Regions from separate parts of the Homo sapiens genome. Here region 1 is linked to region 2. A link is a loop called in an ENCODE intact Hi-C map of the cell type or tissue named here. Cell type or tissue: dorsolateral prefrontal cortex. All regions are shown on one strand. Each heading gives the region's core, and the rest is flanking DNA. Links, peaks and the distances in the headings are about the cores only. Region 1 overlaps UBE4B (ubiquitination factor E4B). Region 2 overlaps NMNAT1 (nicotinamide nucleotide adenylyltransferase 1).

What was found. Hi-C counts contacts between places; a loop is a spot of excess contacts. Peaks named below come from ENCODE experiments on the same cell type or tissue, not always from the same donor. Only the 100,000 strongest peaks of a DNase experiment are listed, where the experiment ranks them.
Region 1: it touches region 2 in a loop (4-fold over the local background); 34 of 110 quality-filtered maps call a loop at or near these places.

Annotation. Positions count from the first base shown.
Region 1 is chr1:10,146,920-10,163,381 of GRCh38, reverse strand. It overlaps UBE4B (ubiquitination factor E4B), which reads right to left. Exons shown (of 28, transcript NM_001105562.3): 19 at 16,292-16,419; 20 at 14,100-14,198; 21 at 11,821-12,056; 22 at 4,900-5,026; 23 at 2,096-2,240. It also overlaps the pseudogene RNU6-828P. Among named protein-coding and RNA genes, the nearest start is that of KIF1B, 55 kb to the left of the region's middle. RefSeq lists a silencer at 8,028-8,229. In dorsolateral prefrontal cortex, for the core only: a CTCF peak has its summit at 10,249 (motif pointing right); a DNase peak (open chromatin) is centred at 10,231; H3K27ac peaks cover 4,885 bases.
Region 2 is chr1:9,945,618-9,962,079 of GRCh38, reverse strand. The region is part of intron 1 of NMNAT1 (nicotinamide nucleotide adenylyltransferase 1); the gene reads right to left. It also overlaps the pseudogene RN7SKP269 and the pseudogene TMEM274P. Among named protein-coding and RNA genes, the nearest start is that of NMNAT1, 10 kb to the right of the region's middle. In dorsolateral prefrontal cortex, for the core only: CTCF peaks have their summits at 11,379 and 11,585 (motif pointing left); a DNase peak (open chromatin) is centred at 11,579; H3K4me3 peaks cover 891 bases; H3K27ac peaks cover 3,702 bases.

The DNA of each region.
Region 1 (16,462 bases), core at 5,302-13,301, 200 kb before region 2:
TTATTTTTAAAGGATGGAATGCTTTATGAATTTGCATGTCATCCTCGAGCAGGGGCCATGGTAATCTTCTCTGCATTGTTCCAATGTTAGTATACGTGCTGCTGAAGCAAGCATGTGAGACTTTGTCTCTATAAAAAAAATTTTTTTAATTAGCCAAGCGTGGTGGTACATGCTTGTAGATCCAGCTCTTTGGATCTACAAAGGCTGAGGCAGGAGGATCACTTGAGTCCAGGAGGTTGAGGCTGTGGTGTGCTATGATCCTGCCAGTGCACTCCAGCCAAGGCGACAGATCAACACTCTGTCTTTATTTATTAATAATAATAAAAAACAAATAAGTAAATAAAATATAAGCTGGGCATACCAAGCACTGTGAATGGTATAAAGTGGGTGTTACAGAAGTAAGGAGAAAGGTGAGAATTTTCAGCTATGCTGATTGGCGAAGACAAACCTGAGGGAGTATTTGGATAGGACCTTACTCAGAGAATGGGTAGAACTTTAATACATAAGAAGAAAAGCAGGTATAAATGGGAGCTAAACATTGGTACACATGGACGGAGACGGGAATAACAGACACTGGGGACTACAAGGGAGGGGAGTGAGGGAGGAGTGAGGGTTGAAAACTACCTATTAGGTATTATGCTCACTCCCTGGGTGACAGGCTGAATCATAAAGCCTCAGCATCACGGTATACCCATGTAACAAACCTGCACATGTACCCCATCCCCTGAATCTAAAATAAAAGTTGAAATTAAAAAAGAAAAAAAAAAAAAAAAAGTCTGGGCGCGGTGACTCACGCCTGTAGTCCCAGCACTTTGGGAGGCTGAGGCGGATGGATCACCTGAGGTCAGGAGTCCAAGACAGGCCTGGCCAACATGGTGAAACCCCGTCACTACTAAAAATACAAAAATTGTCCGGGTGCAATGGCTCACGCCTGTAATCCCAGCACTTTGGGAGGCCGAGGAAGGCGGATCACAAGGTCAGGAGATCGAGACCATCCTGGCTAACACGGTGAAACCCCATCTCTACTAAAAATACAAAAAATAAGCCAGGCGTAGTGGCAGGTGCCTGTAGTCCCAACTACTTGGGAGGCTGAGGCAGGAGAATCACTTGTACCCAGGAGGCAAAGATTGCAGTGAGCTGAGATCGTGCCACTGCACTCCAGCATGGGTGAAAGAGCAAGACTCCGTCTCAAAAACAAACAAACAAAATACAAAAACTAGCCAGGTGTGGTGGCAGGCGCCTGTAATCCCAGCTATTCAGAAGGCTGAGGCACGAAAATCGCTTCAACCGGAGAAGCGGGGATTGCAGTGAGAAGAGATCGCACCACTGTACTCCTGCGTGGGCGACAAGAGTGAAACTCCGTCTCAAAAAAAAAAAAAAAAGAAAAAGTGAAGAAAAAGCAGTCCCCACTTTGACATGAGAACCCCTTATGGAAATCAGTTCTGATTCTGAGCCTGACAATTCCAAGAACAGAATCAATAAACCTAAGCCAATCTAAGAAGTCACCAGCAACTGTCAAGGGCCTCATAAGCGACCAAGGAAGTATCTCAGTGGCTGCTACGCACGTCAGGAAAGAGCACTGGTACTGGCACGGCACGTGCTTTCCATGGAACCTGGCAAGCCAGGCCTCTTTTCTATTAATAACTGAATATAAAACCCAAGATCAACTGAAAGGGAAAAAACACCCCGCCAGGATCCTGAGTGATTCACACAGTTGCCTAGAGAAGCCCATAGGAACAAATCAAATTCTTGTCCAGCAGACATAATTCTAGAGATTTCTTTCCTAATTATGTTCATGAATATTAATATATTCAGACAATAAAAGCTCATCTCCAAAAAAGCCCTTTAAAATTAAAAAGGCAGAGAAAGTTTTCAGTGTACATTTTCAAAGACTTCTCAACCCATTTCTTAGCTTCAGATAAGGTATTTAAGAATTTTCCTATTCCAATCCTGCAATATGATTTCATGGAAGGAAAATCCCAGCATGTCAGATCGCATATCATCAGACCCACAAATGCAGCCCCAAAGCAGCTCTGCCCGTGTGTGGAGGCAGATGGCCTGCAAAGCTGTCCAAGCCTCTGGACCACGTCCTCACCCGGGGCAACTGGTCCCACTGTTCTTTGTTCTTCATCTCTTCCTGCACTTCATGGATTCGCTTCAGAGACTCCAGACTTTCATCGAGCAAAAACGTCGTGTCGTTTATCAACATGTTTATATAGCGAACAAACTGCTTCCCGGAGCTGGAAAGGCAATTATATTGTACATGGTCATACATCTCCCTGAAGCAAAATGCCACAGCAAATCCCAGGGAACAAGCACCTCCACCCAGACTGCAACTATCTCACCCTAAAAGCCTGGCTACCCTGGCACAAGTCAGGCACTATGGAATTCAAGGACCACCAAGCTTCTCTTTAGATTATGTTAATCTTGTTTCTTTTTGAGACAGGGTCTCACTCTGTCGCCCAGCCTGGAATGCAGTGGCACAATCACAGCTCACTGCATCCTCGACCTCCAGGGCTCAAGCAATCTTCCTGCCTCAGCCTCCTAAGTAGCTGGAACTACAGGCACACACCACCACGCCCAGCTTTTGTATTTTTTGTAGAGACAGGGACTTGTTATGTTGCCAGGGCTGGTCTCAAACTCCTGGGCTCAAGCGTTCCTCCCACCTCAGCCCCTCAAAATGTTGGGATTACAGAGATGAGCCACCACACCTGGCCTGGATTTTGTTATTCTTTTAAATTGTTTATGATAAGCTCATTCCAGTGGTATTTGGAGCCACCTTGCACGGCTGATGACAGTCAAGTGCTAAATATTCCAGAATTTTATAACCAGATTCCCCTGGCACCTTAAATTGGGCAACAGAGGAAACAGTCACACCATGGAAAACCAGCAAATGCTGACTCCCCCACCCTGCTTCCCAGAGCAGGCTTACCAGCACACCCCTAGCTCACTCCCTCAATGTTTTTAAGGAGAGAAAACACTTCTTCCAGACTAGAACAGGAAAAACGCATATACTCACCAATATACCAAGAAAATGCAAATAATTAACCACATACAACAGATAAGAAAACAACTGATATAGTTATTCCTTATCACAAAGACTGACGCATGGAAGAAAAATTGGAACCTGTAATATTGATAAAGTGGGATATTAACTTACTTTAAAACTGGAAGCCTCCAATCTAAGGAACTGTTCTGCAGATCGTGTTATAATGAGAACTTGCTGGTGAACTGAAATAGCTTGGCCTACCTCTGTTAGACTCTGGAGATGCCAGATTCGTAGAGAAAAAAAGAAGCTACACTTCAGGGTCTACAACTGTGCAACTACGGGGTGGTAAGCCCATGCTGGAGAAGAGAAGTTCCTGTGAACAAGTGCAGGAGGCCTCGATCTCAGGAACATGGCAAGTTCAGGACAAGCGCTCCAATCAGCACCATTCAGACCAAGCCATGGGCCTGCCTCGTGCCAGGCTTTAGCTGGAACACAATTCTGACCATAAGAGCAGTTTATGGAAACAAAAAGTTAAAAAGTTTGCTTCACAGAAATCTATCTGGCAAATAGTTATTCCACTGGTAATTTGTATATTATTGACTAGTAATTCGGTTAACAAGTATAGCTAGATTTGATCAAAGATCTAACATGGGTTGCAAAAGATCCAAGTAGGTGGGATAAAATTTTTATTTATTTATTTATTTATTTGAGACGGAGTCTCACTCTGTCGCCCAGGCTGGAGTGCAGTGGCACCATCTCGGCTCACTGCAAGCTCCGCCTCCCAGGTTCACGCCATTCTCCTGCCTCAGCCTCCTGAGTAGCTGGGACTACAGGCGCCCGCCACCGCGCCCACCACCATGCCTGGCTAATTTTTTGGTATTTTTAGTAGAGACGGGGTTTCACCATGTTAGCCAGGATGGTCTCGATCTCCTGACCTCCTGATCCGCCCTGCTCGGCCTCCCAAAGTGCTGGGATTACAGGCATGAGCCACCACGCCCGGCCCTTAGATGGGATAAAATTTTTGAAGAATAATTCAAGAGTTCAGCATCTTCATCTCCCTTTTGTTTTTAGGCACTGACAGATAATTTAGATGGAATTACTAATGTCCAGGTTTAAGCAGTCACTCAGATTTCAGGTAGGTATATGAAAAGTCTTTAATTAAGGTTTAGGGCCTTACCACAAAGAATGATACTTTAAATGACAACTCTGACCTAATTGTTGCAAAATCTAAAGTCCTTCCAACATTCAGGAACTAAGATTTCATTTCACTCATTCTGACAACTTCATTTAACACTGTCATCGTAGAAAACACCAAAAAAACACTTAACCCATCATCTCAGCATATTTATAGGATCTTTTCTTTTCCTTTTTTTTTTTTTTTTTGAGACGGAGTCTCGCTCTGTCACCCAGGCTGGAGAGCACTGGCACAATCTCGGCTCACTGCAAATTCTGCCTCCCGGGTTCAAGTGATTCTCCTGCCTCAGCTTCCCAAGTAGCTAGGATAACAGACGTGCGCCACCACACCCAGTTAATGTTTTGTATTTTTAATAGAGATGGGGTTTCACCATGTTGGCCAGGCTGGTTTTGAACTCCTGACCTCAAGTGATCCGCCCGCCTCTGCCTCCCAAAGTGCTGGGATTACAGGCGTGAGCCACCACGCCCTGCCCTATACAATCTTCGCTTGTGTACCACCCCCAAAGTATCTTGACAAATCTAAAATTCAGCAATATCTTGCAAGTAAAGCCATTTAAAAAATCCTGCCCACATTTAGTGGCATCTTGTGGTAAACTCAAAGGAGTCTGAGACCAAGCAAACAGTCAACAAGAACCCAGCTGTGCATGCTTTTAAGCTGCAATCCTACCTGCGATTTGCAAGAAAGCAAGTTGTGACACGAGGGGCCCCATACTCACTTGAACTCCTCCATAAAGGTGCCATGGTGAGCTATGTTTTGCCAAAGGCTTTTAAAAATGGTGCTAATATGATAGCGAATTGTGAACTTGTCATAAAACTCACTGGTGGCTCCGGTATGCTCAACATCTAAAGAAGAAAGACAAAGGTACTGAGGGATATGTATTTTCTTGCTTTCCAAATCCAGTTATTGCCCCAACAATGATACTGAGTGAATGTAAACCTGCAAAATCAGAGAGCTGGTGAAATTTTGCACTTCTTTTGCATGTAGGGCACGACAGAAATTATAAGCTGCTTTTAAAGACAAAAGTTTCACAATGAAGATTTGACAATGACACAACACCTAAAGGAACGGGGCTAGGAAAACTCCCATCATTAGGACAACATCAACTTACCAATGACCAAAAGCTGAATTATCATACTCCCCCCACCTAATTTTAAGTTATTAATTTACAGAAATTCTATGGCACCTCAAATGGACATACTTCAGCGGATAAAAAGTTAGGTTTAATTTTATTGAGGGCCATGTATTTACTAAATGTGTCTATCTATTGACCATTTTTGGTGTTGAAAAAACACCAATGTGTCTATCATCCCTAAATCTATTAAAGAGGGATAAAAATCAAACTTGTTTGTCCAAATGGCAAAAGCTTAGGCATGAGAAATTTCAGAATTCATGACAAATTTTATTATTATTATTATTATTTTTGAGACAGAGTCCCGCTCTGTCGCCAGGCTGGAGTGCAGTAGCACGATCTCAGCTCACTGCAACCTCTGCCTCGGGGTTCAAGCAATTCTCCTGCCTCAGCCTCCCTAGTAGCTGGGACTATAGACATGCGCCACCACGCCCTGCTAATTTTTGTATTTTTAGTAAAGATGGGGTTTCACCATATTGGCCAGGATTGTCTCGATCTCTTGGCCTCATGATCCACCCACCTTGGCCTCCCAAAGTGCTGGGATTACAGGTGTGAGCCACCGTGCCCAACTATTTTATTATTATTTTTTTGGAGACAGGGTCTTGCCCTGTCACCCAGGGTAAAGTGCAGTGGTGTGAATAATGGCTCACTGCAGCCTCAACCTCTCGGGCTCAAGTGATCCTCCCACCTCAGCATCCCAAGTAGCTGGGACTGGAGGTGTATCCACCACGCGTGGCTTATTTTTTATGGCTGAGCGTGGTGGCTCTCGCCTATAATCCCAGCACTTTGGGAGGCCGAGGCAGGCAGATCACTTGAGGCCAGGAGTTCGAGACCAGCCTGGCCAACATAGCAAAACCCCGCCTCTACTATTAATAAAAATACAAAAACTAGCAGGGCATGGTGGTGTGTGCCCATAATTCCAGCTACTCAGGAGGCTGAAGCAGGAGAATTGCTTGAATCCAGATACAGAGGTTGCAGTGAGCCAAGATCATGCCACTGCACTCCAGCCTGGGCGACAAAGCAAGACTCTGTCTCAAAAATTTTTTTTTTCACTTTTAATTTTTTTACAGATGGGGTCTCACTATGTTGCCTAGGCTGGTTTCAAATTCCTGCCTCAAGCGATCCTCCTACATCGTCCTTCCAAAGTACTGAGATTACAGGTGTGAGCCACTATACCTTGTCTTTGATATTTTCTGTATTTTCCAAAGAACACATTTTTTTGTGTGTGACCAAAAAAGGAAACAGCTATTTAAAAATAAAATAAGATAATTAACACCTATCATACTAAGATCCGAAAGTACTTATGTATATTCATTAAGTAACCTTTCCTTAAAATAAACTAAATGTCATTTATTAATTGTATAAAAGCATGAGCTAAAGTGTGGAGTGTTGACATAAGGATAGCCTACAAGAGGAAGATACAGGAGGACCAACCCAACGCCTCATATCATCTAAAATGCCCCAATATCTGCACCCAATTCTGAATATAGTAGAGACTAAGTAAATGTTAATTTATTATGTAGCAATATGTATCTCAGCAGGGCCCCGCATCTGTATTTCCAGCACTTCAGGAGGCCCGGGTGGGCAGATCACTTGAGCTCAGGAGTTTGAGACCAGCCTGGTGAACATCGTGAAACCCCGTCTCTACAAAAACCACAAAAATTAGCTGGGTGTGGTGGCACATGCCTGCAGTCCCAGCTACAGGGGAGGCTGAGGTAGGAGGATCACTTGAGCCCGGGAGGTCAAGAGTGCATGGTGCTGTAATTGTACCACTACACTCTAGCGTGGGTGACAGAGCAAGACCCTAGCTCAAAAAAAAAAAAAAAAAAGAAAAGAAAATGAAACAAAACAATATACATTTCTCCCAACAGTTTTTTTTTCTTCTTATTCACTTCTACTGTTCCCTCAAAGTCATACCAGCCCAAGTTCTAATTCCCAGGTCCTTGTTCTAGAAGGCCGTAGGTGGACTAGACTTGTGTTGAACCTCTCCCTCCTCCCCCCAGGTATTCTTGCTGCCTTCTTTCTTTTTTTTTTTTTTTGAGATGGAGTCTCACTCTGTAGCCCAGGCTGGAGTACAGTGGCAAGATCTTGGCTCACTGCGACCTCCACCTCCCAGGTCCCGGTTCAAGCAATTCCCCAGCCTCAGCCTCCCAAGTAGCTGGCATTACAGGCCCCCACCACCACACCCGGATAATCTTTTGTATTTTTAGTAGAGACAGGGTTTCGCCATGTTGGCCAGGCTGGTCTCAAACTCCTGGCCTCAAGTGATTCACCTGTCTCGGACTCCCAAAGTGCTAGGATTACAGGCGTGAGCCACCACGCCCAGCCTAACTTGAGCATTTTCTAAGCTAGAATACTATCTCTGTGGTGTTAAGAGGAGCTTGTTCCACATACTGATCTTGTGTGTGGCAACTTTTAATTTATATCTGAGGGTCCCATCTGCTCAGGGACCAGGACCTAATCAGCCAGGTCTTCACATGGAGGTGATGAGCACTGGGGACTATGTCTGTGATGCCTCCCTCAGGGGTACCCTCACACCGGTCCCTTAGTAGCTGTAGGAAGACCAGCACAGTAGCCAGGGGGACCTGTGCTAAAGGGCATCTGCGAGGTTGCTGCCACTTGCTAGCCACTGACCTTCAGCAAGCTTCTTGACCCTTTTAAGCTTCAGTTTCCTCATTTGTAAAGTGGATGTATTTATAGTACTATCTTTAGGACTGCCGTGGGGATTAAGTGAAAGGATTAGTAAGCATTCAATAAGTGGTGGCTATTATTAGTACAGATGTCATCCATCTATGACTGAAGAGGTGGTCCAGGCCAGAGGGCACACATGGCAAAGAGGAAAGAGAGAACAACCCCCACCCAATTCCTTCTGGAACATTCCCAGCAGGACTCCACTAGGCCCAGCACTCGTCTTATAGGCAACAGGCCCAGTTCTGTTGTGTAAACACAAATACACAAACACACACACACACACACACACACACTCTCTCTCTCTCTCTCTCTCCTGAAGCCACAGTGACAGGCCCAGAACACTGACTACAAAATAAATTTAACTAAAATTGTTTTGTCTTTACTACTAACAATACATGTTTACTGTAGAAAAATTAAGAAGTTCAGATAATAAAATAAAAATAAAAACTATTTATAATGCTACCATTCAAAAATAACCAATGCGCTGTTACTATTTTGGTATATGTCCTTCCCTACATTCCTTTTTTTTTTTTTTGAGATGGAGATTTGCTCTTGTAGCCCAGGCTGGAGTGCAATGGCACGATCTTGGCTCACTGCAACCTCTGCCTCCCTGATTCAAGTGATTCATCTGCCTTAGACTCCAGAGAAGCTGGGACTATAGGTGTGCACCACTACGCCCAGCTAAATTTTTTTGTATTTTTAGTAGAGACGGGGTTTCACCATTTTGGCCAGACTAAGCCTCCAACTCCTGACCTCAGGTGATCCTCCTGCCTCAGCCTCCCAAAGTGCTGGGATTACAGGCGTGAGTCACTGAGCCCGGCCAGTTGTTTTTATTATTTTCACTGCACTGCTTTATAAATAATGCTGTGGAGAACATCACTTACAAACATTCGTAATTATTTCCATTGAATAAATTTCAAGAAATTAAATTCTTATGTCAGAGTATAGCTATTCAGCTGTTGTCTCGTAGCTCCAAATCCACTCTTTTTTTTTAAAATTTTTTTAGATCTCGGCTAACTACAACCTCCACCTCCCGGGTTCAAGCTATTCTCCTGCCTCAGCTTCTCAAGTTGCTGGGATTACACGCATGCGTCACCCGGCTAATTTTGTTTTGTTTTGTTTTTTGTTTTGTTTTTGAGATGAAGTCTTGCTCTGTCACCAGGCTGAAGTGCAGTAGCGCGATCTTGGCTCATTGCAACCTCTGCCTCCCGGGTTCAAGAGATTCTCCTGCCTCAGCCTCCCGAGTAGCTGGGACTACAGGCACATGCCACCATGTCCAGCTAATTTTTGTTTTTGAGACGGAGTTTTGCTCTTGTTGCCCAGGCTGGATTACAATGGCGCGATCTTGGCTCACCGTAACCTCTGCCTCGCGGGTTCAAGTGATTCTCCTGCCTCAGCCTCCCAAGTAGCTGGGATTACAGGCATGTGCCACCATGCCAGGCTAATTTTGTATTTTTAGTAGAGACAGGGTTTCACCATGTTGGTCAGGCTGGTTTTGAACTCCCGACCTCAGGTGATTCGCCCACCTCAGCCTCCCAAAGTGCTGGGATTACAGCGTGAGCCACTGTGCCAGGCCTAATTTTTGTATTTTTAGTAGAGACGGGGTTTCACCATGTTGGCGAGGCTCATCTCGATCTCTTGACCTTGTGATCCACCCACCTCAGTCTTCCAAAATGCTGGGATTACAGGCGTGAGCCACCACGCCCGGCCTTTTACTTTTAGTAGAGACTAGGATTCACCATTTTGGTCAGGCTAGTCTCGAACTCCTGACCTCAGGTGATCCACTGCCTTGGCCTCCCAAAGTGCTGGGATTACAAGTGTAAGCTACTGTGCCTGGCCGAAACCCAGTCTTTTTACCCTTTTTTTTTTTTTTTTTTTTTTTTTTTTAGAAACAGGGTCTTGCTTTGTTTCACAGGCTGGAACGCAGCAGCAAGATCATAGCTCACTGCAGCCTTGAACTCCTGGGCTCAAGCCTTCCTCCCACCTCTGCCTCCTTAGTAGCTGGGACAACAGGCATCTAATTTTTAAATTTTTCGTAGAGATGGGGTCTCGCCATGTTGCCCAGGCTGGTCTCCAACTCTTAGGCTCAAACAATCCTCCCACCTTGGCCTCCTAAAGTGCTAGGATTATTAGCTGGAGTCACCGTGCCCAGCCCACATGCACTCTTTGTAGTTGGCTTTGTGATTCTGGGGCTGGCACTGCAGAATCTTTCCTTTGGCAGCCCGCCCTCTCTAGGGTTGCCAATAGGGGGTGCTGCAGGAGAACTGGAAAACTGAAGGAGAAACAAGGGACTTAGGACCTTGCACTTACTGTCAGCAGTAGCAGTTGGTTCCAATTTTCAGCTTTGTCTCGTACCCCCAGAGCTAGCAACCGTGCACAACCCCCGAGAGAGACACCAGCACCTACTGGCCAAGGGCCTTCCACAGAGGACTGGGTCCTAGCTCCGTCCAAGCCCTCATCAGGGCAGCTGGGTTCTGAGATCCCCAGGCTCTTCCCTTGGGTCCCCAGACTGAGGGATAGAAGATGGCTACTTCCTGCACCTACTATTTGTTATCCCAGTGCTTTTTTTTTTTCTTTTTTGAGACGGAGTCTTGCCCTTTCTCCTAGGCTGGAGCACACTGGTGTGATCTCAGTTCAATGCAACCTCTGCCTCCTAGGTTCACTCGATTCTCGTGCCTCGGCCTCCTGAGTAGCTGGGATGACAGGCGCCGCCCGCCACACCCAGCTAATTTTTGTATTTTTAGTAGAGACGGGGTTTCTCCATGTTGGCCAGGCTGGTCACAAATTCCTGATCTCAGGTGATCCACCCGCCTCGGCCTCCCAAAGTGCTGGGATTACAGGTATGAGCCACCGCACCTGGCCCCGATAAAAGCATTTTTAAGGCTCTTGGTGTGGGCTGCTAAACTGCCTTTCAGAAAGGCTTTAAATTTGCATTCTCATGAGAGTTTCATAGCACTAAATCTGCACACTGGCTATAGGGTAGATTAAGCAGGTTTTTTTGCAGGTTAGCTTACTTCTCCACAACCATGTTTGTACCAGGTATTTTCAACTTAAGAAATAAATTTGACAGGTGAAAAGTGGTATTATTATTATTATTATTATTATTATTATTATTATTTGAGACGGAGTCTTGTTCTCTTGCCCAGGCTGGAATACAGTGGCGGGATCTCGGCTCACTGCAACTTCTGCCTCCCGGGTTCAAGCAATTCTCCTCCCTCAACCGCCCTGGGACTACAGGCACCTGCAACCATGCCCGGCTAATTTAATTTTTTTTTCTATTTTTAGTAGAGATGGGGTTTCACCATACTGGCCAGGCTGGTCTTGAACTCCTGACCTTGTGATCCGCCCGCCTCGGCCTCCCAAAGTGCTGGGATTACAGGCATGAGCCACCGCACCCGGACCAAGAATATGCATTTTTAACAAGCTCCCTGTTTCACCCACACTTTGGAAAGTGGGTTATAGGATAGTGTTAAAAAACAAATGCTGTAAGTTCAAAGGTAAAATGAACCAGATAATTCCATTCAGATAACACTACCAACTTGTGCTCTTGATACCCTGGGTCTCGGTGCCAATCATCTGACTTTCAGTAGTTCCTGCTGAATCATCAGAGACCAGTAGGTGGAATGGTTGTCCTATTCCTAACTACTCAGGGCAAGAAGAACCAAAAGTACATCCTCTGCAGGCCACAGGTTAGTAGGCTATACACACAGGTAGCAGGATATTAGGTAACAGGCTTAGAGCAACGTCGTCCACTAGCTTTAGATGACCTTACCTAAGTTGGCCTGCCATGTGCTACACTGTGTTCCAGCAACCTACCTGTATAAAACTTCATCAGGGAAGGTACCAACAACTTGGTGGAGAGAGGATGGTTCTCAATCATTTCAAAAAACTTCTGGGTTCGTGGCTGAACAGCAGGGTTGGTCATAAACATGACTTCTACCAGTTTGGCCACCAAATATGGGTTTCGGATGTAGTTCTGGTTGCACAACATCACAACAAGGAACATCACAATATCCTGAGTACAGGGCTCATAAAGCGCCTGGGGAGAGTATCTGAACAGAGGCAAGAAGAGCAAGAAAGAGACCGCTGAGAAACTGCTGAGAAACTCATCTTGGGTGAAGGCTGGTGTCAGTAAGTGAGGAGGGGAAGGCAGGATAAGTAGGTTTGGGAGTGCCCTTGAACTCATTCAGTTTACAGTGACTTTTTTTTTTTTTTGAGACAGAGTCTCGCTCTGTCGCCCAGGCTGGAGTGCAGTGGCGCGATCTCGGCTCACTGCAAGCTCCGCCTCCCAGGTTCACGCCATTCTCCTGCCTCAGCCTCCCGAGTAGCTGGGACTACAGGCACCTGCCACCATGCCCGGCTAATTTTTTTTGTATTTTTAGTAGAGATGGGGTTTCACCATGTTAGCCAGGATGGTCTCGATCTCCTGACCTCGTGATCCGCCCGCCTCGACCTCCCAAAATGGTGGGATTACAGGCATGAGCCACTGCGCCCAGCCTATTTTTTTTTTTTTTTCTTGAGATGGAGCCTCGCTGTGTTGCCCAGGCTGGAGTGCAGTGGCACAATCTCGGCTCACTGAAACCTCCGCCTCCAAAGTTCAAGCGATTCTCCTGCCTCAGCCTCCTGAGTAGCTGGGACTACAGGTGCCTGCCACCATGCCCAGCTAACTTTTGTATTTTTAGTAGAGATGGGGTTTCACCATGTTGGCCAGGATGGTCTTGATCTTTTGACCTCGTGATTTGCCCACCTTGGCCTCCCAAAGTGCTGGGATTACAGGCATGAGCCATTGCACCCAGCCTACAGTGACTATTCACACTGTAACAAGACAGATTTAAAACCAAACATGGTTACTGGCTGTAGCATGTTATATTAACTATAAACAAAACCTATGATCAAATCAGATAAACTTCACAAAAGATCATCACTACCAAAACATAAAAATTTTGATAGTTTTTTTTTAATCTCTGCTGAAAATGAGAATAAATGAAATTTTTCAAATAGGTGTCTTTTGTATCACTGTGCATAGAACAAATTTTAAAATGTGACTTGAGTTGCTTAAATTCCAAGGTTGGTTTTTCAACAAATAAACCACGTTTTTGAGTCACTTTTAAAATTTCATACCAATCAAAATCACGTGTCACCAATGATTTGGGTTTTTTTGTGTATGTTGCCCAGGTTGGAGTGTAGTGGCATGATCTCTGCTCATTGCAACCTCTGCCTTGATTTGGGCTTTTTTTTAAAGGCAGCTTTTATGACAGCAATATTAACTTGCTCCATTTACTTTTGGCCCTTATTTTAAAATCATTTATACTAATTTTGTTTTTTTCCTGTTGTTTGTTACAAAACTTTCACAATTTGTATTCTGTGACTGGGGACCTATACTATTTATTTATTTATTTTTTAAAGAGATGCAGACTTGCTGCATTGCCCAGACTGGTCTTGAACTAGGCTCAAGCAATCCTCCTGCATGTCTGGGACTACAAGCATGAGCCACAGTGCCCAGCATGACTTTTACTTTTCACAATAGACTTCACATACCACTCCCTCAGCTAGTCATAGGTGCTATCATGGTGCCAAGGGATTGAAATTGTAATTCTTCTAACCTGTAATGTTTTAGAAATAAAATGTTAATTTGATAAACCAAATAAGGATTTGAAAAAAAAATTAAAACCCTACAATACCAGTTAGAAATTCAAACCATTTCTTGGTAAGCATTCTCCAATTTTACAATTGAGACAAATTTTAGTACAAAATATAGATGTGGATATTTCTGGTTTTGGGATGTTCATTCAGACATTTATAAACTGTTTCCTCCTTCTGTTGCTCAGAAACACATATTTAACTATTAGAAATTCAACTCAATTTTCAAGGAATACATTATCTGCACTGTTAATCCTGCCTCTGTCTTTGAGATATTATTGGAATTGGACTGATGCCACAGTTGGATTTATTTTTTCCAGTCTCTAGGCAGCATTCAGTTAAAACAGTTACATCAAATTTCAGGCATGAAATGGAGGTTTGCAACATAGCTCAGAATATTATACTATTATGCATAAAAACATATTAGAACTATGTAAAATATTAAAGGCACTTACTGTACAATAAAAAATAAAAATTCTGCAACATCTTCTACATAAAACTCAGGCAACGCTGCAAATACCTTGGGGACATCTGAATTTAAAGGCAGTGTTATACTGTCAAAGAGAAAAAAAGGACAATTTATTAAATGAAATTATGGTACATCAAACTACAAGGAGTATTACATTACCATCGGATAAGTATTTCATTTGGGGAAGAAAATCATTCTGTAATACTATGTAATAAATATGTAGGCAAAGAAACTACAACCAGAAATGAACAGGGAATAATGAAGACAGTGCATATGCAAGGGTATGTGTGAAATGTTTTCCTTTTCTTGATTTCTTTTTTTTCTCCCCTGAGATGGAGTCTCACTCTGTCACCCAGGCTGGAGTGCAGTGGTGCAATCTTGGCTCACTGCAACCTCCACCTCCCCAGTTCAATCGATTATCATGTCTCAGCCTCCCGAATAGCTGAGATTACAGGCACGTGCCACCATACCTGGCTAATTTTTGTATTTTCAATAGAGACAGGGTTTCACCATGTTGGCCAGGCTGGTCTCGAACTCCTGACCTCAAGTGATCCACCCATCTTGGCCTCCCAAAGTGCTGGGATTACAGGTGTGAGCCACCACACCTGGCCCTTTTCTTGATTTTTTTTTTTTTTTTGAGACAGAGTCTCACCCTGTCACCCAGGCTGGAGTACAGTGGCGTGATCTCGGCTCACTGCAACCTCTGCCTCCTGGGTTCAAGCAATTCTTGTGCCTCAGCCTCCCGAGTAGCTGGGATTACAGGCGCCCACCACCACACCTGGCTAATTTTTGTATTTTTAGTAGAGACGGTGTTTCACCACGTTGGCCAGGATGGTCTCGAACTCCTGACCTCAAGTGATCCGCCTGCCTCAGCCTTCCAAAGTACTGGGATTACAGACGTGAGCCACCACGCCCAGCCTTCTTGACTTCTTGCTAAGGTTAATGCAATAAGTAAAATGGGAAGGAAATAAAAAGGTCCTATTTGGTCATTTTGTGCAACTCAAACGGAAACAACAGAGCTACACACATTTTTTTTTTTTTTTGAGATGGAGTCTTGCTCGTCACCCAGGCTGGAGTGCAGAGACGTGATCTCCGCTCACCGGAAGCTCCGCCTCCCAGGTTCACGCCATTCTCCTGCCTCAGCCTCCCGAGTAGCTGGGACTACAGGCACCCGCCACAGCGCCCAGCTAATTTTTTGTATTTTTAGTAGAGACGGGGTTTCACCGTGTTAGCAAAGATGGTCTCGATCTCCTGACCATGTGATCCACCCGCCCTGGCCTCCCAAAGTGCTGGGATTATAGGCGTGAGCCACCGCACCCGGCCTACACACATATTTTAAATAATATTTTCCACGCCTTCACGGGTCTTGGGCCAATCTCACCAACATCAGTGAACCAGAGACTTCATAACAGTAAAATAATAATAATAATAAATAAAACAAAAATGGTTTGCCTGGAGGAGATGACCAGTTGATGACAAAGTGATCAACAATGTTCTTAGCTCACTCTCTGAATTAGGTGGGTATTCCTGGACCCAGTGCTTAGGAGGGCCTAATATTATCTCCAGCTTTTGGCTTCCAATTTATAGATTTCTCTTTCTATCAATCAAAGACTTTATAGCAAATTTTAAAGAAAACTTGTCAAAATTAAAATAACAGGTGTTGACATTTGCCTATTATTGTAACTAATTACAGGGAAAACACCTATCAATATAACTACATAATCTATATAAATGCAATCTGGAAACTGAGAAGTGAATTATCTTTTTTTTTGGGTGGGGACAGAGTCTCGCTCTGTCGCCCAGGCTGGAGTGCAGTAGCATGATCTCGGCTCAATGCAACCTCCGCCTCCCGGGTTCAAACGATTCTCATGCCTCAGCCTCCTGAGTAGCTATGACTGCAGGCATCTGCCACCAAGCCCGGCTAATTTTTGTATTTTTAGTAGAGACACGGTTTCGCCATGTTGGCCAGGCTGGTCTTGAACTCCTGACCTCAAGTTATCCATCTGCCTCAGCCTCCCCCAAAGTGCTGGGATTACAGGCGTGAACCACTGCGCCTTGCAGAGAAGTGAATTCTTGATAAAGAAAGGGTTTTGGTTTTAGTTATCAACTTTGAAGGACAATAAAGACAACAGAGCCCAGCCAAGGAGGGACAAGGGAAACAGGAAGAAGCACACTCACTCGGGATATGCGGGGTCCAGGATGCGGAGCAGCAGCTGAATGAGAAGGCCATAAAAATTCAGACATCTTCTCAGGAAGCTCTCGTCAAGTAGGCCAGCATCAGCACAGGCCTTGCACCGTACCAGTTTCTGTGGAAGCAGGGATGTCCCCACCCAAAGATCAGTCAGTAGC
Region 2 (16,462 bases), core at 8,148-16,147:
AAGATACTTGGGGTCCGGGCGCGGTAGGTCATGCCTGTAATCCCAGCATTTTGGGAGGGCGAGGCAGGTGGATCACCTGTGGTTGGGAGTTCGAGACTAGCCTGACCAACATGGAGAAACCCCGTCTCTACTAAAAATACAAAATTAGCCAGGTATGGTGGCACATGCCCATAATCCCAGCTACTTGGGAGGCTGAGGCAGAACTACTTGAACCTGGGAGGTGGAGGTTGCGGCGAGCCGAGATCATGCCATTGCACTCCAACCTGGGCAACAAGAGCAAAACTCCGTCTCAAAAAATATATATATACTTGGGGCCTTCTCGAAAGAAGGCACAGTGGTGGGATCACAGGGACACTGCTAACTGTTCTTAGGGAATAACGGAGAAGGTTCAGTAGTAGTCACTAGGGCATTAGAAAAAAATGAGTTCATCACTAAGAATGATTTAAATGTCTTACCTTTCAGTTACCATCAAAAGTATCATACCATGATTCACTTGGGGCTTGTACCCATACCCTTTATCCCTACCCCAGGCCCTCGATACCCATAAAAACTACCAGTGGTATTATGGGAGGGGGTGATGAATGCGACATGCCCATAGTACCCTGAGGCCTACAGAGAAATCAGGGTATCCACCAGCCACTGAGCATGCTCTCAAAGACTGGTGGAGGGGCTGGGTTCAGCTGGCACCAGACAGACAGCTGGCGTCAGACAACCCCGCCCATCTCAGGTTTCAGTTACTATTCCCAAGAGAGAGATGGAAGAAGGGTAAGGCTGAGTTCGAGAGGTGTGGGTCCTCAAGGGAGCTGCTGCAGTTCTGAAGCAGACTTCAGGGAAGGATGGAACAAACAGCTTTTAGCCCTACACTTGGGGATAAGCTTAGGTTTCCAGGTGATGCCCAAGGGATGTGGAAGGGCTGGAGGAAGCTGATCTCTCAGCATAAAGGAAGCTGTCTTTCTCCCTTGTTACATCTATAACTTGTCTCAAATATCCAGCTCACAGTTCCACTAACTGTTAACAAAGCCAACTCGAGCTCACACCAGACTCTAAACCTTCAGAGCCACACAAGAGTTAAGGTTACAGTGAGCTCCTATTGCTGCCAAAAGTGGGTTTTAAAGAACTAGGGTCTGTCCCTTTCCTGAAGAGTACTTCCTCCATATCATTGCAGGGCACATGCGCATGCGTATAGGGGGGCTGTGGCCGATTGATGAATGGGTGCAGCAGTTTGGAAACTCTAACGGGACTGACCTGGGTCCTCCTTGTCTTGCTCCAGGTGCTCTGGGCCCAGTGTCACCATGATTCACTTTTGTTTGGCCCACACGGCCTATCGCTTGCACTGCTGGCTGCTGAGAACTCACCAGCTCAGGCTGTAAGTGTCCCTCCTCAGCTCACTGTGACAATAAGGAGTTCATTTCTTTCTCTGGCAGTCTTGAGGCTTAAAATTTACTTTTAATTTTAAAATTACTAATCTTGGGCTGGGTACAGTGGCACGTGGCTGTAGTCCCAGCCACTCGGGAGGCTGAAATTGAGCCACTGCGTTTTGGCCTGGGTAGTTACTGATCTTTATTATTATTATTATTTTTGGTAGAGATGGGGTCTCGCTGTGTTGCCCAGGCTGGTGTCAAACTCCTGGCCTCAAGTGATCCTCCCACCTTGGCCTCCCACGGTGCTGGGATTAGAGGCATGAGCCACCACACCTGGCCAAAATAACTGATCTTTATGTTTTAAAAACACTGAGATGTAAATATTAACATAACATTAAGCCAGGGTTTTTTTGTTTTTGTTTTTGTTTTTTTTAGAGATAGGGTATCGCTCTGTTGCCTAGGCTGCAGTACAGTGGCACAATCATTGCTCACTGCAGCCTTCAAATCCCAGGCTCAAGAGATCCTCCCACCTCAGCCTGCCAAGTAGCTAGTACTACAAGCACACGCCATCACTCCTGGCTAAAAAGTCAGTTTTTTAAAAATCAACTTTTCGAAAACAATAGTAATTCTGTTTGGCTTTCCCTATCGCATATTTCAGGATGCTCAGTATTAAACCTGTGTTGGCTAAGAGTTAAGTAACATGGCTGACCTCACCACCTCTCAGGATTTACACCTCTAAAAGGGTGCTATTCCTTTCAAAACAATAACTTTAAGCATGTAGCTATGTTCTTGTTCCAACAATGCTGCCATTAAATACTCTTGGGGGTATATTTTGAAATTGCATATTCTTTTGAGTACCTTCACTGGGGATAAATCTGTCTTTGGAGGGTATATTTGATTTCTGTGAATCCCCTAAAGTTATTCAGTGCTAAACCCAATTAATAAAATAATCAAGGTGAATTTAATAGTTTACAGTGAAGAAGGGAGTTAGAATGATTAGTTAATGGTGAGATTTTCTTTCTTTTCTTTTTTTGGTGGGGGGACAGAGTCTCGTTGTCGCCAGGCTGGAGTGCAGTGGCGTGCAATCTTGGCTCACTGCAACCTCCACCTCCCAGGTTCAAGCCATTCTCCTGCCTCAGCCTCCTGAGTAGCTGGGATTACAGGCGCATGCCACCACGCCCAGCTAATTTTTGTATTTTTAGTAGAGATGGGGTTTCACCATATTGGTCATGCTGGTCTTGAACTCCTGACCTCATGATCTGCCTACTTTGGCCTCCCAAAGTGCTAGGATTATAGGCGTGAGTCACCGCACCCGGCCTCTTTTTTTTTTTTTTTTTTTTTTTTTCCAAGATGGAGTTTCACTCTTGTCCCCTGGCTGTAGTGCAATGGCACGATCTCAGCTCACTGCAACCTCTGCCTCCCGGGTTCAAGCGATTCTTCTGCTTCAGCCTCCTGAGTAGCTGGGATTACAGGCGCCCGCCACCACACCCAGCTAATTTTTGTATTTTTAGTAGAGATGGGGTTTCAGTATGCTGGCCAGGCTGGTCTCAAACTCCCGATCTCAGGTGATCCACCTGCCTCGGCTTCCCAAAGTGCTGGGATTACAGGCTTAAGCCACTGTGCCCGACCAAGATTTTCTTACATGCCATGGAAACTACGTACACGTAATCTCAAAAGAATTTCAAAAATGCTTTGAGCAGTAACAATTTTCATTTGCTTGTGCAAGTTGTGGTAGGTAGATTAACTCTCAGTTTGTCAGTTAACAGTCAGTTTCCTCATTTAAAAAAATGGAGAACCACAGTCCTATGTCATAGGATTTTGTGCATATTAAATTAGATAATGCATGTAAAATGTTTGACACATTTGTCTACCAATTATGAATATTGATAACTTAGTATTACTTGCAGGTTGTTTTACATTAATTTACAGTCATGATAAAGGAACCAAGGTTCTAAAGATTCCCTAAAGATCAGTATCAACAGGCTGGGAGCAGTGGCTCACACCTCTAATCCCAGTACTTTGGGAGACAGAGGTGGGCGGATCACGAGGTCAGGAATTCAAGACCAACCTGATCAGCATGGTGAAACCCCATCTCTACTAAAAATACAAAAATTAGTCGGGCATGGTGGTGTGCTTCTGTAGTCCCAGATACTCAGGAGGCTGAGGCAGGAGAATTGCTTGAACCCAGGAGGCAGAGGTTGCAGTGAGCTGAGATCACACCACTGCACTCCAGCCTGGGTGACAGAGCAAGACTCTGTCTCAAAAAAAAAAAAAACAAAACAAAACAAAAAATCAGTATCAACAAAGCCTGCTAAATAATGGGAGAACAATAAGTAGTAGCTATTTTAATATTCTTATTGAAGTATTATTAGATAGAATTTTATTAGAATGCAATGGATCTCAATTCAATCAGAAACACCATCTCTACTAAAAACACAAAATATCATTATGTTTAAAACTTTATCTCTGTAGTTAAATGTAACATTATCACCAAACAGAACCTGAATTTGTTTTCTGGAAGCTATTTCATCACTAAACGAGTAATGTAAAATGTTAATTGCAGCCTGCCCCATGTTTTCTGCCCCTATTACCAAGGGCAATCACCTACTTCACTTCTTTGAAAAGCCAAAAATCTCAATATAGTGAAGATAGCTGTGGGTAAACTGAGCTTAACTTTTAATCCACACTTACTTCTTCTGGTATAGAAAGCCATTAAATAGGAGACAATGAGGGGACCAATGTCTCAACTTACAGATTCCCTGGAGACCAGTCCCAACGGTCTAGCGTTAGCTTATGTCTGCAGGGCTGAGGGTGACAGGCACGCCCGACCTGATTATTACTTAATATGTTCTTTCAGATTCTGTCTTCGAAATTATTCTTAGCGGAAACAGTCTGTTAATAACTTTAATTCTAAAAAAAAATCTGAAAACTGAGAATCTACTTAAGCGAGGGGGAGTGACAGGAAGCTGCAACACTCCTTGTAATTAGCCGAACTCAAACTCACCAGCTTCTATTACAGAAAGTCTGTGTAAAATAAGTCATTTTTCCTTACTAGAAGTCAGAATTCCCATGAAATAGTTTTTCACCAAAATCGCAAATTAACGTGAATTTAAAAACTGGTAAATAAGGGCTGGGCACGGTGGCTCACACCTGTAATCCCAGCACTTTGGGAAGCCGAGGCGTGGATCACGAGGTCAATAGTTCGAGACCAGCCTGGCCAACATGGTGAAGCCCACTCTCGCGTGGTGGCGCATGCCTGTAATCCAGCTACTCGGGAGGCTCAGGAAGGAGAATTGCTTGAACCCGGGAGGTGGAGGTTACAGTGAGCCAAGATCGCGGCACTGCAAGAAACAGAGTGAGACTGCGTCTCAAAAAAAAAATGGTAAACAAGACTGGGCACGGTGGCTCACACCTGTAATCCCAGCACTTTGGGAGGCTGAGGTGGGCGGATCACCTGAGGTTGGGAGTGTGAGACCAGCCTGACCAACATGGAGAAACCCTGTCTGTACTAAAAATACAAAATTAGCCTGACATGCTGGTACATTCCTGTAATCCCAGCTACTCAGGAGGCTGAGGCAGGGGAATTGCTTGAACCTGGGAGGCAGAGGTTGCAGTGAGTTGATATCCCACCATTGAACTCCAGCCTGGGTGACAAGAGCGAAACTCCACCTCAAAAATAAAAATAAAAAGGCCAGATGCAATGGCTCATGCCTGTAATCTTAGCATTTTGGGAGGCCGAGGCGGGTGGATCACAAGATCAGGAGTTTGAGACCAGCATGACCAACATGGTGAAACCCCATCTCAACTAAAAATACAAAAATTATCCAGGCATGGTGGCATGTGCCTGCAATCCTAGATACTGAGGAGGCTGAGGCAGGAGAATCGCTTGAACCTCGGAGGTGGAGGTTGCAGTGAGCCAAGATCACACCATTACATTCCAGCCTGGGTGACAGAGCGAGACTCTGTCTCAAAAAAAAAAAAAAAAAAGGTAAACAAGGCCAGGATCAGTGGCTCATGCCTGTAATCCAAGCACTTTGGGAGGCCAAGGTGGGCGGATCACCTGAGGTCAGGAGTTCGAGACCAGCTTGGACAACATGATGAAACCCCATCTCTACTAAAAATGCAAAATATTAGCCAGGTGTGGTGGCACACGCCTGTAATCCTAGCTACTCAGGAAGCTGAGGCATGAGAATCGCTTGAACCCAGGAGGTGGAGGTTGCAGTGAGCTGAGATCATACAACTGCACTCCAGCTTCAGTGACAGAACAAGACTCTGTCTCAAAAAAAAAAAAAAAAAAAGGTAGACCAATCACTTGAGGTCAGGGGTTCGAGATCAGCATGGCCAACATGATGAAACCCCATCTCTACCAAAAAATACAAAAGCTAGCCGGGTGTGGTGGCACGTGCCTGTAATCCCAGCTACTGGGAAGGCAGAGGCCCAAGAATTGCCTGAACCTGGGAGGCAGAGGTTGCAGTGAGCAGAGATCGCACCACTGCAGTCCAGCCTGGGTGACAAAGTAAAACTCTGTCTCAAAAAAAAAAAAAAAAAGAAAAGAAACATGGTAAACGTTATTTATTTACCAGTGATGACACTAATAACTCTTACTATTATTTATGGACTATTTTGTAGCATTTATTTACAGTCATGGTAAAGGAACCAAGGTTCTCAAGAGAAGTGAGTTGCCTACAGCCAAGATGAACCCAGTGCCAGAATAAGAATTAGAGTTCAAGGATTAGTGCCTTCTGGTGTTACGCGTATACCATAGATTTCCTGTAATAAGTAATAAATTAATGTATCACCCAGTTTATTGACTTTTAGGCCCAGATCTTCCCAATATTGCAGCCAATCTCTCCTGTACAACCTGGTTAGTAATACCATCTTTACCTTCTTCACAATTGGTAAGTGTGTAGTTATCCGTCAAGCATTTATTAAGTATCTACTACAAATAGTAGCCAGACACTGCTACAACAAAAATTGGTAGGACAGAGCTCTCTGCTCTTCAGGAACTCATAGACTAAAATTAAAAAAACAACTCACATCTAAAATTCAGGTGAAGGGAATCTTTAAAAACTTCCTAAGTATCTCTTTTAGTTGTTTTTGCTTTTTGTTTTTTGAGATGGAGTTTCACTCTTTTTGCCCAGGCTGGAGGGCAATGGTGCAATCTCGGCTCACTGCAACCTCTGCCTCCCAAGTTCAAGTGATTCTCCTGCCTCAGCCTCCCTAGTAGCTGCAATTACAGGCATGCGCCACCACACCCAGCTAATTTTGTATTTTTAGTAGAGAAGGGGTTTCTTTCTTTTTTTTTTTTTTTTTTTGAGACAAAGTCTCGCTCTTGTCCCCAGGCTGGAGTGCAATGGCGCGATCCCAGCTCACTGCAACCTCCGCCTCCCGGGTTCAAGCGATTCTCCTGCCTCAGCCTCCCGAGTAGCTGGGATTACAGGTGCATACCACCACGCCCAGCTAATTTTTTGTATTTTAAGTAGAGATGAGGTTTCACCATGTTGGCCAGGCTGGTCTCAAACTCCTGACCTCAGGTGATCCACCAGCCTCAGCCTTCCAAAGTGCTGGGATTACAGGCGTGAGCCACCGCGCCCAGCTTAGAGATGGGGTTTCACCATGTTGGTCAGGCTGGTCTCAAAGTCCTGACCTCAGGTGATCCACCTGCCTCAGCCTCCCAAAGTGCTGGGATTACAGGCGTGAGCCAGCGTGCCTGGCCTCTCTTTTAGTTGTTCTATAATTTGAGTACGGAACCAAATTAAGTTAAACATAAATTCCTTTTTTTTTTTTTTGAGATGGAGTCTTGCTCTGTTGCCAGGCTGGAGTGCAGTGGTGTGATCTCGGCTCACTGCAACCTCCGCCTCCTGGGTTCAAGCGATTCTCGTGCCTCAGCCTCCTGAGTAGCTGGGATTACAGGCACGCGCCACCACACGAACCTAATGTTTGTATTTTTAGTAGAGATGGGGTGTCACCATGTTGGCCAGGATGGTCTCAATCTCCTGACCTTGTGATCCACCCACCTCAGACTCCCAAAGTGCTGGAATTACAGGCATGAGCCACCATGCCTGGCCCAAATTCCTTCTGCTATAAAATTCTTTAGTGTTATAATATTAAAGTATCGGGTTTTTCATTCAATAAATAGTCATTGATCAAGAGATGATTCTGCGTAGAAAAACAAGGACAATGGCAACTTGAAGTCAAAAAGTGATACAGGGCTGGGTCCAGTGGCTCATGCCTGTAACCCCAACACTTTGAGGCTGAGGTGGGAGGATCGTGTGAAGTCAGGAGTTCAAGACCAGCCTGGGCAACATGGTGAGACATCATCTCTACAAAAAATAGAAGAAGTTAGCTGGGCATGGTGTCATGCACCTGTAGTCCCTGCTACTTGGGAGGTTGAAGTAAGAGGGTCACTAAAGCCCAGGAGGTGGAGGGTGCAGTGAGTCATGTCATTGCACTCCAGCCTGGGTGACAGAGGGAGGCCCTATCTCCAAAAAAAAAGGACACAGAGTTGGTCTCTATTCTCAACATTCTGAAATGTGGAGAAGTTTAAGAAATATTTTAGCTAATCTATCTTAATTATATTTTCCTTTGAATGTGCTTTTAAGAGTGATGTATGGGCCGGGTGCGGTGGCTCATGCCTGTAATCCCAGCACTTTGGGAGGCCGAGGCAGGTGGATCACCTGAGATCAGGAGTTCAAGACCAGCCTGGCCAACATGGCAAAACCCCTTCTCTACTAAAAATACAAAAATTAGCTGGGCATGATGGCACGTGCCTGTAGTCCCAGCTACGATGGGGACTGTGGCAGGAGGATCGCTTGAACCTGGGAGGCGGAGGTTGCAGTGAGCCAAGATCGTGCCACTGCACTCCAGCCTGGGCAAGAGAGCAAGACTCTGTCTCAAAAAAAAAAAAAAAAAAAAAAAAAAGAGTGATATATGATTTCAGCAAAAACTATGTCCGAATTTTTTAAAATGAAAAAATAGGGCCGGGTGTGGTGGCTCATGCCTGCAATCCCAGCACTTTGGGAGGCCAAGACAGATGGATCACCTGAGGTCACGAGTTTGAGACCAGCCTGGCCAACATGGTGAAACTCTGTCTCTACTAAAAATACAAAAATTAGCTGAGCGTGGTGGCACACGCCTGTAGTCCCAGCTACTTGGGAGGCTGAGGCAGGAGAATCACTTGAACCCGGGAGGCAGAGGTTGCAGTCAGCCGAGATCATGCCACTGCATTCTAGCCTGGCAACAGAGTGAGACTCCGTCTCAAAAAAAAAAACAAAATTAGCTGGGTGTGGTGGTGCAGGCCTGTAATCCCAGCTACTCAGGAGGCTGGAGCAGGAGAATCACTTGAGCCTGGGAGGCAGAGGATGCAGTGAGCTGAGATGGCGCCACTGTACTCCAGCCTGGCAACAGAGCAAGACTCCGTCTCAAAAAAAAAAAAAAAAAGCCCGCGCACAGTGGCTCACACCTGTAATCCCATTTTGGGAGGCTGAGGTGGGTGGATCACAAGGACAGGAGATCGAGACCATCCTGGATAATGCAGTGAAACCCCGTCTCTACTAAAAATACAAAAAAAATTAGCCAGGCGTGGTGGCGGGCACCTGTAGTTCCAGCTACTCGGGAGGCTGAGGCCGGAGAATTGCTTGAACCTAGGAGGCAGAGGTTGCAGTGAGTCAAGATCACGTCACTGCACTTCCACCTGGGCGACAGAGCAAGACTCCGTCTCAAAAAAAAAAAACATGCATACAATCTATATCAAAGGAAAAATTAGTTTGCCCAGACTGGACATTTCTGTTCCACAGCAGGAAGGGAAGGAAACAAATTGCATTTAGGTTTGCATTCAAGAATCTGTTTCTAGCCGAGCGTGGTGGCTCAAATATGTTTCTAGCCGAGCGTGGTGGCTCACGCCTATAATCCCAGCACTTTGGGAGGCCAAGGTGGGCAGATCACCTGAGGTCAGGAGTTCGAGACCAGCCTGGCCAACATGGTGAAACCCTGTCTCTACTAAAAATACAAAAAATTACCCAGAAGTGGTGGTGCACACCTATAATCCCACCTACTAGGGAGGCTGAGGCAGGAGAATCACTTGAACCCAGGAGGCAGAGGTCACCGTGAGCTGAGATTGTGCCACTGCACTCCAGCCTGGGTGACAGAGTGAGACTCTGTCTTAAGAAAAAAAAACAAAAAAACAAAGAATATGTTTCTTTCTGAGATGATTAAACCTAAAAACTGATGCTGTTCCTCTGTCTTTTTAGGTTTTACTGTGCAGTTTGTTCAGATGGAGCCATTGCCACGGGCACTGAAGTGGATGTCTTCTGCATTTGGTGTGGGATCCTTCAGTTAAGGAGTCTGCACTATGGTGTTAACAGTTTTGGCAACAGACTGTGTATGTTTTTAAACAATGAATTTCTTTTTTTTTCTTTGAGACAGAGTCTCACTCTGTCACCCCAGCTGGAGTGCAGTGGCGCAATCTGTGCTTACTGCAAGCTCCGCCTCCCAGGTTCACGCCATTCTCCCGCCTCAGCCTCCCGAGTAGCTAGGACTACAGGTGCCCGCCACCATGCCCGGCTAATTTTTTGTATTTTTTTTTAGTAGAGATGGGGTTTCACTGTGTTAGCCAGGATGGTCTGGATCTCCCGACCTCGTGATCCACCCACCTCGGCCTCCCAAAGTGCTGGGATTACAGGCGTGAGCCATAAACAAAGAATTTCTAAAGGCTTATCTTAATCTGAAAGTTTGGCTGTAAATAATATGTCTTCAATATTTATTTTCTACTGACACCAAAAGAAGAGATATGTGGAGATGGAATACCTGATTAGGCACATGTCACAGTTAAAACATTTCACTGGGGAAAGTTTAAAAATTCTACAAGAGATTTTTGTTTTTGTAGGTGAATTCTACTTTACTAGAGCTTCGAAAAGTAGTTAAGATATTAATCAACAGTGAAACAGGCCGGGCACAGTGGCTCACGCCTCTAATCCCAGTACTTTGGAAGGCTGAGGCAGGCAGATCGATTGAGCCCAGGAGATGAAGACCAGCATAGGCAATGTGGAGAAACCCCATCTCTACAAAAATTACAAAAATTAGCTGGACCTGGTGGCACGTGCCTGTAGTCCCAGCTACTTGGGAGGCTGAGGCAGGAGGATCCCGTGAACCCAGGAAGTCAAGGCTCCAGTGAGCCATGCTCACACCACTGCACTTTGGCCTGGATGACAAAGCAACATCTTGCCTCAAAACAAACAAACAACAACAACAACAACAAAAAAAAACTGAAGCTGTTGGATTGGGTTTGGCACAGTATACAGCAAGACTTCTATTTCTTGCTAAATTGGCACCTTCATTTAAATCCTTGTGGCAAAACATTTTTAACACATTCTGATTAAAAGACAAAGTATTCCTCATAGCACCTTTTCTCTCTCAAATGTAGGAAACAACAACCCCTGAACTTTACTACTTGTCTGTGCTCCTGTCGGTGAGCAGCTTAACTTCTACAGGTAAGCAAGAAAACTTCCCAAGTAACCAATCCTTGTCAAAGGCTTACCAGTCCTTCGAGGCAAGTAACTACTCAACCAGCACTGTGACTGTGATGTTGCAAGGAGAATATTAAGCTCTAGTTCCTCTTTTTTTTTTTTTTTTGAAACAGAGTCTCACTTTGTTGCTTAAGCTGGAGTGCAGTGGCGTGATCTTGGCTCACTGCAACCTCCTCCTCCTGGATTAAAGCAATTCTTCTGCCTCAGCCTCCCCAGTAGCTGGAATTAAAGGTGTGTGCCACTATGCCTGGATAATTTTGGTATTTTTAGTAGAGATGGGGTTTCGCCATGTTGGCCAGGCTAGTCTTGAACTCCTGACCTCAACTGATCCACCCGTCTCAGCCTCCCAAAGTGCTGGGATTATAGCTGTGAACCACTGTGCCCACACCCTAGTTCCTCTTAAAGCAAGAGATCCAAGAAGCTAAGAAGTATGAAAAGCAAAGCAAAGAAAACGGGGGGAGGGGAGGGTTAGGATGGCATATGAAAAGCCATCCTTCTCACGTTACTTCCACTGCATTTAATGAGATCCTATTCTTTATCCTGTAGTGCTTTTGTCAGGCCTGGGGCTGATCTGGCGGGCCAGGGTGACCTGTCGAAGGCCAGATGCTAACCCAACAGTCTGAGCCATCTGGGTCCTGTTTTTCCTGTCTGAGATACTCGTCTCTACCAGGCTGGGCCTGTCCCAGCAGCACTGCCACCTATCGGCCATCACACGACCATCTCCTATCCTGCTATTTCAGCTGAACAGCAGGGCCAATAACAGGAAGCATGTCAAAATCAGTCATTTAGTAGAAAACTGCATTATGCCAGGCGTGGTGGTTCATGCCTATAATCTCAACACTTTGGGAGGCCAAGGCGGGCGGATCACTTGAGGTCAGGAGTTCGAGATCAGCCTGACCAACATGTCAAAACCCTGTCACTACTAAAAATACAAAAATTAGCCGGGCATGGTTGCAGGTGCCTGTAATCCCACCTACTTGGGAGGCTGAGGCAGGAGAATCACTTGAACCCGGGAGGCAGAGGTTGTAGTGAGCCGAGATTGCGTCACTGCCCTCCAGCCTGGGTGACAGAGCGAGACTCTGTCTCAAAAGAAAGAAAAAGAAAGCTGCATTTAAGTATTAATGAGCACTCACTGACAATGGATAAAAAGAAACAGTTCCGCTGAAATCACAGGACTGACATCATAACCCAATTCACCCCAAATAAAGATCTCCTATCAAATACTTTCACAATGATTATTGTGATTTTCTAAACCTCATTTTTTGTTCAATGAAGTTAAGTGGCATCAGCTGGGAGACTGCTATAGAAATAAGTGCTGAAAAAGAGGAAGGAAAATAGAAATCTTAGTAATGAACAAAGGTTTAGTTTCAAAAGACCCCAGTAATTCAGATTGTGTATTTAAACAAGGTCAATTTATTGCTTCTTTAAGAATGTAGTGGGGCCGGACACGGTGGCTCATGCCTGTAATCCCAGCACTTTGAGAGGCCGAGGTGGGCGAATCACTTGAAGTCAGGAGTTTGAGACTAGCCTTGCCAACATGGTGAAACTCCGTCTCCACTAAAAAAAACAAAAAAATTATATATATACACATACATATATATATATACACACACAAAAATTAGCTGGGCCTCTTGGTGTGTACCTATAATCCTAGCTACTCGGGAGGCTGAGGCAGGAGAATCGCTTGAACCCAGGAGGTGGAGGTTGCAGTGAGCAAAGATTGCACCACTGCACTCCAGCCTGGGTGACAGAGTGAAACTCCATCTCAAAAAAAAAAAAAAAAAGCAGTGGAAGATTTTAGAGTAAAAATAACCACAACCTCCCCCTTATAGATTATAACAATCTTCTGCATCATGACAGCTAATTGTTTTCTAGAGAAAATAGCTAAGTGACCTGCATTGTGTTTTGTCTTTCTCTTTTTTTTTTTTGAGACAGAGTCCTGGTCTGTTGCCCAGGCCGGAGTGCAGTGGTGTGATTTCGGCTCGCTGAAATCTCCGCCTCCAGGGTTCAAGCGATTCTGCCTCAGCCTCCCACGTAGCTGGGATTACAGGTGCCTGCCACCATGCCCGGCTAATTTTTGTATTTTTAGTAGAGATGGGGTTTCACTATGTTGGTCAGGCTGCTCTTGAACACCTGACGTCAGGTGATCCACCTGCCTCGGCCTCCCAAAGTGCTGGGATTACAGGCGTGAGCCACCATGGCCAGCCGTGTTTTGTCTTTTTACTTCAGTGTATATTTAACAATTCCGGGCCAGACACAGTGGCTGACGCCTGTAATCCCAGCATTTTGGGAGGCCAGGTGGGTGAATCACCTGAGGTCAGGAGTTCGAGACCAGCCTGGCCAACATGGTGAAACCCCGTCTCTACTAAAAATACAAAAAATTAGCCAGGCATGGTGGCGGGTGCCTGTACCAGCTACTTAGGAGGCTGAGGCAGGAGAATCACATGAACCCAGGAGGCGGAGGTTGCAGTGAGCTGAGATGGGGCCATTGCACTCCAGCCTAGGCAACAAGAGTAAAACTCTGTCTCAAAAAAAAAAAAAAATTCTGAAGTATTTTTGTTAGGGACTAGTTACTCACAAATGGTCCCAATGTCATTAAGGACTGGATACCACTTCATTTTGAGACAGGGTCTCGCTCTATCACCCAGGCTGGAATACAATGGCACAGTCACTGCAACCTCCACCTCCCGGACTCAAGCCATCCTCCCACCTCAGCCCTTACCCCAAGTAGCTGGGACTACAGGTATGCCCCACCAGACCTGGCTACTCTTTTGTATTTTTTTGTAGAGATAAGGTTTCACTATATTGCCCAGACTGGTCTCGAACTCCTGGGCTCAAGCAATCCGCCCACCTTAACCTCCCAAAGTGTTGGGATTACGAGCATGAGCCACCTCACCTGGCCGACAACTCCATTTCTTGAGAAAAAGAACAGTACTAATGGGCAAGAAGAACGTATTCAGTATAAAATCTCCCAAAGTATCTCTGACAGGCACAGCACCTGAACACATGGAAATGACTGTTCATCTGTTCTCATCTGGAGAGGTTACCTAATATATACCCACTATCCCTTGACGCCACCAACATTTTCGGACCACCTTCCACATCCCAGACACAGCACTAAGTTAGGAATTAGAAATGCGAGCAATCACACAATAAGAATGAAATTCCTTTGAAGTAATTATATTACCATGATTAACAGAAATTATTTAGAAACAACACATTCTCTAGACCTCATCAACCACTGCAGGGCTTTGAGCAGAGGAGTGACATGATCTGACATATTTTTAAGGATCTCTCTAGCAGTTGAAGCTGAAAACAGAATGTAGGGAGAGGCAAGGGTACAAGTGAAGACATAAGATGGGAGGCTACTGCAATAATCCAGGTGACAGGTGATGCTGACCTGGCCCTGATGGTGGTAGCAAAGTGATAAGATGTCACTCAATTCTGGGTGTATTTGGAACATACAGCCAATGTGATTTGCAATGGATGGGATGTGGGCTGTGAAAGAAAGAAAAGTCAAGCATGACTCCAAAAGTTTTTGGCCTAAGCAGCTAAAAGAACAGTATTACCTTTAATTGAGAAGAGAATGATAGTGAAGCATGATGGCGTGTGCCTGTAATCCTAGCTACCTGGGACCTTGAGAGCTTGTTTGGAGGTTCTAGCAGGGGAACGCAGCTACTTATATACCCTTGACCGAAGATTAGTCCTCCTCTATTGGGGATGGTCGTTCTCTTCGACTTGAGTGTGCAGCTTCGGGAGGGATATACATGGAGCAGTGAGGGAGGAAGGAGACACCGGCCTAGCCAGCCAGATCAGCCGGATCAACCCTGGTGATCAACGGGGTGAGAGATGTCACAGCCAGGTTGCCCTCACATCCTACTTGGGAGGCGGAGGTGGGAGGATCACCTAAGTCTAGGAGTTCAAGGCTGCAGTGAACCATGATCACGCCATTGCACTCCAGCCTGGGCGACACAGCAAGACCCTGTCTCCAAAAAAAAGAGAAGAGAAAGATGTCTATGGAGTAGGCTTGAGGGGACTATCAGGAGTTCAGTTTACAGAGAAGTGAAGTTTGAGACATCTATTATATATCCAAGTGGTGACAATAAGTAGGCAAGTGGAGAACAAAGCCAAGTTCAGGGGAGAGGTACAGACATACAACAGACTAGAGATTTGGATGTATCTGCATATAGATGGTGTATTTGTCTGCTTGGGCTGTCATACTAAAATACCACAGACTGGGTGACTTAAACAACAGAAATTTACTTTGTCACCATTCTGGAGACTAGAAGCCCAAGATCAAGGTTTTGGCCAATTTGGTCTCTGGTGGCAGCTCTGTTCCTGTCTTGTACATGGCCACCTTCTTGCTAGTCCTCACATAATCTTTCTTCAGTATGTAAGGGTAAGGGGCAAGCTCTCCATTCACTCTTCTGATAAGGACACTAGTCCTATCGGATCAGGGCCCCACACTTATGACCTCATTTAACCTTAATTATTTCCTTACTCCAAATACAACCACACCTAGAGTGACATCTTTGATTCTAAAAGTTCATGTTCTCACCCATTATGCAAGACTTACAATGGTACAAGCTATTTAAGGCAGACATTTAAAAGAGGCCCAAGTGTTCAGAGAGCCTTTGGCTCCTGGTACTTCTTGTTAGCCACTCAAGTTTCATCTGTCCCAGCATTTTCCCTACCTAGTTGGAGCAACTTGCGTTCTCTGGGCTCCCATCCCAAGACCAAGCTGAAGTGTCCTCAACTCCTCCCGCTGCCAAGGAGCATTTATCTGGTTTCCCAGTGACTCCCAGTCTGGAGGTTACTTTCCCCAGTGCTGTCTCCCATGGTTTCCTACCTAACATCTTATTTCTCTTTCTCCAGTTTCTTCTCTGCCTTCTGTCTGAAGGCTTGTATTCTATTTTTGTTTCAGAATGCATTTCTCTTATGCATTAGAAATGTTTTCATTATCCATTAACTCTAAACAAGAACCTAAAGGCATATAAAAAAACCCTTAGCATAGAACTGCTGAATGACTAAGTCACAGAGAAGAAAAGGCAAATACCTCCACTGCTTCGAAGACTGCACACGCTAAAACTACACAAATGCCAGAACAGAACATTGGATTATCATTATCAAAATTAGGGGAAGGCTGGGTGGGGTGGCTCATGCCTGTAATTCCGGCACTTTGCGGGGCCAAGGTGGGAGGATTACTTGAGCCCAGGAGTTTGAAACCAGCCTGGGCAACATGACAAAACCTCATCTCTACAAAAAATACAAAAACTAGCCGGATGTGGTGGCATGCACCTGAAGTCCCAGCTACTAGGGAGGCTGAGGTGCAAGGATCACTTGAGCCTGAGAGATTAAGGCTGCAGTGAGCCGTGCTCGTGTCACTGTACTCCAGTCTGGGTGACAGGGCAAACAAAAACAAAAATTAAAAAATCAGGGAAAGTACACTGTGAACAAATGTTTATTCAGCAAATTTTTCAAATTATTATTATTATTTTTTTGAGACCGAGTCTCACCCTGTAGCCCAGGCTGAAGAGCACGATCTCGGCTCACTGCAACCTCCGCCTGCCGGGTTCA